Linked DNA regions of Homo sapiens: region 2 is linked to region 1. Evidence: chromatin loops called from intact Hi-C (ENCODE). Cell type or tissue: PC-3. All regions are shown on one strand.

Region 1 (2,500 bases):
GGTTTTGATACTCGATCACTGGAGTATTCTTTTCCCCTAAATTTTGCGCTCGTTGTATCATAACTGCTGGTTTCTTAGCCTACTCTGATGTTGTGCAGAAAATTGTACAATACTTAAAAACGTGATATCTAGGAAAGAAAATTAGTAGAAAAAAGCCATTAGAACTGATATATATTAGCATTGGTTTGGTGGTTACTTATTAAAGATAAAAATGGAGAATATTTCATATTTCTTGATAGAAAAAAAGTAAGTTGCCATTCATGCAAGTAAATCATATTAATTTAGGTTTTTGGCATTTTTTTTGTTTTCTGAGAGAAACATGAAGAGTTCTGCTTATTTATTTTTTATCTTGAGAATGGGAACACATTAACAAGTACAAGCGACAATAAAACTTACTCCATAACTACATTATGAACTATATTAACTTACTCTACAACTCGATAACCAACATTATGGTTGGTTAAATAAAGAGAGTGAAAAAGACAGAGAGGGAACGTGAGAAAGAAACAATCTTTTTGTTTCCCAAAGCTGTAAGAAGCAATGATAAGACATTGAGTGTGTACGTGTGTGCATGTTGGGGTATTTTAGTATTGTGTTTATTTTTGTTGGGAGTGAGCAGAAAATGAAGCCTTCAGTAAAGAAATTAATAAATCTTATTAGAACTTGTTGTAAATATTTTTTAAATTCCTAAAGTTGGAACACTAAGGCATTATTTAAACTTTATCTCTGTTTTTTAAAATCTGAGAAACCCATTAACTTTTACCCTAGAAAATGGAAAGTGTCATATCTCATTTTACAGAGGAAGTTAACAGGTTTATTGTCTTGTTGTAACATCCTAATCCTGTGACATTTTGAAATAGTGCTTTTGGTAGTGCCTTGTTTTTGAAACTATAGACCTCTGGGGCACTATGGACATTTTGTACTAGATAATTCCTTGTCACTGGGGGCTGTTCTGTACATTGTAGGATATTTAGCAGCATCTCTGACTTCTACCCACTAGATGCCAGTAGCAGCACTCCCTTGGGGGACAAAATTGTCCCCAGTTCAGAACAACTGCTGTGGACATACATGGTGGTCCTACACAACTGGAGTTTAAATATGGATCCTGAACAGCTTTCATCAGTCTGATGCACTTCCCCAATATTTGTAATCATGAGGAGCAGAGCAAAACAAAGGCATAAATGTTGGGGTAATATTTTGTTTTCCAAAGACCACTGCTCAATTTGGGGGAAATTTTTGAAGAAACAGCAAAGGTAACCCTTGGAGTCTGGATTGGTTGGTTGGTTGATTGATTCATTCATTCAACAAAAATATATTGAACCCCTGCTATATATATGCCTGCCTCAATACTGATGACTTGTACGCTGCTGTGTGTGTCTTATGGCAGTATGTTAAAAAAAATCCGTGGATAATAAGTCTGATGGTAGACCAGTTAAGAAGCTGCTAGCTATAACATTGGTGAGAAATGATGGTTGCCTGGGTTTTGGTAGTGACAGTGGAATTATAAGAAATTTTATACAGAGATATTTAGAAGGTAAAACATTAGGATTTGGTGATTAACTGGAGAAAGGAAGGCGTCAAGAATAATTTCCAGGCTTTCATTAAGATGAGGACTAGAGTAGGAAAAACTGTCCTTTCTTTTGGAATAGGAGCAGATAATTGACTTCAGCTTTTGACATTTCCAATTGGAGCTGCCTTTGAGACATCCACAAGGAAGAGTTAGACAGTGAACTTGGGAAATAAATGGATTGTGTCTGTTTTGTTCCTTATTGTACCTCCTGTTCTTTAGACAGTGTCTGCATTTCTAGAGACACAGAGAGATTTAGGCTGGATGTATAGATTGGGTGTTCTTCAGGGTATATAGCTAGTTTAATTGAAATCAAGGAAGTAGATAACATTATCCAAGGAGAATGCATAGAGAAGAGGGCCTAGTATAGCAACCTTATGAGCAGCTTTTTCAAGGGACTGAAGAGAGGAGGGACTGGAGAAGTATGAGGAAAATCAGGAGTGTATAGTTAAGGAAGCCAAAGGAAGAGAGAGTTTGAAAAAGAAGGGAGTGTTTTATGGTTCTGAATTCAGCTAAGAGTTCAAGTAAAATACAAAAAGATTGTTTAAATTAAAAAAGCCATTGGATTTTGTAACTAAAAAGCATCAGTGGCCTTTTAGAAGCCTTTTTGGTAGTCTGGTAGTTTCAGGAGTTCAGTAAATTTGGTTAAAGAGTTAAGTGGGAGGTGATTGGATAGGATCATGGGAGGTGGGAGGTCATACTTTCATGCATTCTGGCTACAAAGAAGAGACTGAAGATGGTATGTGAAGGTGGTATTGAAATGGGAAAAGTTCCCTTGTCCCCCTTGCAGGGCGTGCCACAGTGGGGAGTGGCTCGCTTCTTCAGTGTCCTGCTGCTCAAACCTCTAGGGGAGGCTAGATGGGCAGGCTGTAGGGCTCTGACCCCATGGCAGCGTCTAGGGGTGAATGTTTACAGCTGAAGCCCCAGTGGGCG
Region 2 (2,500 bases), 66 kb before region 1:
AATGCTGAGTTCATTTTGCCCCTAGATTTTATTTACAGTCTATCATAGATTTTCATGGAGGATTTTAAAGTTTGAATTTTTCAAAAGTATCCTACATTACAAAATAAATTTTAGGCCAGGCATGGTGGCTCATGCCTGTAATCTCAGCACTTTGGGAGGCCAAGGCAGGCAGATCACGAGGTCAAGAGATTGAGACCATCCTGGCCAACTTGGTGAAACCCCATCTCTACTAAAAATATAAAAATTAGCTGAGTGTGGTGGCACGCACCTGTAGTCCCAGCTACTCGGGACGCTGAGGCAGGAGAATGACTTGAACCCGGGAGGCGGAGATTGCAGTGAGCTGAGATCGTGTCACTGTACTCCAGCCTAGTGACAGAGCAAGACTCCGTCTCGAATAAATAAATAAATAAATAAATAAATAAATTTTAACTGCAGAATTACCTATTTAAAAAGCTGCTTAGTAGTTAAGTAGCTGATTGTCCCTTTAAAACAATTGATAGTTATATTGTTCTAAAATTGAGTCTGGGTCTGTGTGTCCCACATTCGTGTCTAAGCTATGCATTGTTAAAATTTTATTTGACCATTTATAGCTTGTCTCACTTTGTGAAGGAATTTTTCAGACCTTTTCAAAATACATTTAAATATAAGCAGATAATCTAATTTTACACACTTCCTGTCCCCTTTTTAATCAGTAATTGGTTAACTTCAATAGACAATTTAGACAAGCTAAGCTTCTGTGTAATTTTTCTCCCTAAAGATTAAGATTTGATGAAATAAATAATCTGTAGCGTACCTTGTAGAAGGAAAATGCTTTCCTAATTACTTTTTAAAGGTACTAATTTAAATGTCACAGCAAGTTCTGTTAAGGTTTTACTTCTATTTTAAGGTTGTAATATCTGTTACCACTCTATTTACTTGGTGTGGGCGAGTTTCAACAAGGATTAGATTTTTTAAATTAATTCTCTATATTTTTATGGGGGAGAAATTGAAGCATTCCATTATATTGTAGGAATTCCCGGAACTTCTTAGTATTCCTTTTCTACCTTGTTAAACCATTAATTTGTTTCTATCTTATTCATTTTACTTGAAGACTTAAACATTTCTGTATCACTGACAGCCACTCAAACAGTACTCATAAAAAATGTGTCATAAACATGTACTGAGTCAAGTAGCAAAACCTTTTAAATTATTCAGCTTTTTATGTGTCTGGATTTTGAGTCATAGACTTGTGTGTGCCATGGGGTATAATGAATGGGTAATGGACTTTGGAGTAAATAAGCCTAAGTTCAAAGTCTGATTCTTCCATTTACCAGCTGTGAAAACTTGGGTAATTATTCTTTGGGCCTCAGACGCATCTCTGAAATGAATATAATAATCCCTAGCTTGTGGAGTTGCTGAGAGGATTAGAGATAAAATATGTAATGTTCCTTGCATATAGTAAGCATTCAATACATGGTTAGTTATTAGGCATTCAGTAATAATTGAGTGGATGACTGCTTCAGGGAAAATTTGGTGGCTGATTTACTGAAACACCCAGTAAACATATATGAAAAAAAAAAACACACCAAAACTGACTTTTAGTTAGAACAGTTTAGAGAAACTGAGAGTCAGTTTATAAAGGAGCCTTGCAAGGAAACTGAAAAGGTGAAATAGACGGGAACAAAACCTACAGAGTACCGCTGCAGTGGAGAAAAGAAGTTTCAGAATGCTAGAATGGTGGCAGTGGCAAATTCTATAGTGAATTCAAACAAGAAGGTCAATAATTGGTCATCTCTGGATTTGGTCACCTTTGTTATTTCCCAATTTCTGTATATTCTTTTTATGATCATGGTTGACAAAAGTATAGCGCTGAACATAAGACATGCTAGGAAGGAAAATGATTTAGGAGGTACAGTTGATTCTTGAAAATCATGGGTTTAACTGCATGGGTCCAATTATATGTAGATTTTTTTCAAGCAAATTTCCATTGCAAATACAGTATTTATGAGATGCAAAACCTGCATGTATGGAGGGCTGACATTTCATATATGTGAGTTCCAGAGGGTGGACTTTGGAACTTGAGTGTGTGTGGATTTTGGTATATGTGGTGCAGGAGTGGCCCTGGATCCAATTCCCAGTATATGCCAAGGGATGACTGTGATTTTATCAGTTAAGATTAGGATGACTGCGTATAACAAAAAAAGAGACATCTATCTTATTTCTTGTTCGTTCTTACCGTATTGCCACATTGTCCAATATGGCTGCTAGAGATTCAGCCATTGCATCAGTATTACAGCTGGCAGGAGGAGAAAAGACCAAAAAGAATGTGCCCCTTCCCTGTAAGGACATTTCTGGGAAGTTACACATTGCACTTTCTCTTTGGCTAAAATTTAGTTCTATGGCCACAGCTAACTGCAAGAATGACAACCAGAAATATTGTCTTTTGGCTGAGCATAGTGTACCCAGCTAAGCTTTGGGGTTCTTATTTTTAGGAAGCAGAGGAAAATTACCAGATCATAAC

What was found. Peaks named below come from ENCODE experiments on the same cell type or tissue, not always from the same donor. Only the 100,000 strongest peaks of a DNase experiment are listed, where the experiment ranks them.
Region 2: it touches region 1 in a loop (2.2-fold over the local background); 2 of 110 quality-filtered maps call a loop at or near these places.

Annotation. Positions count from the first base shown.
Region 1 is chr14:68,083,458-68,085,957 of GRCh38, forward strand. All of the region lies in intron 7 of RAD51B (RAD51 paralog B), which reads left to right. Among named protein-coding and RNA genes, the nearest start is that of RAD51B, 260 kb to the left of the region's middle. In PC-3, a CTCF peak has its summit at 1,002 (motif pointing right); no DNase peak of the experiment used is centred here.
Region 2 is chr14:68,017,578-68,020,077 of GRCh38, forward strand. All of the region lies in intron 7 of RAD51B (RAD51 paralog B), which reads left to right. Among named protein-coding and RNA genes, the nearest start is that of RAD51B, 200 kb to the left of the region's middle. In PC-3, no CTCF peak of the experiment used is centred here; a DNase peak (open chromatin) is centred at 1,174.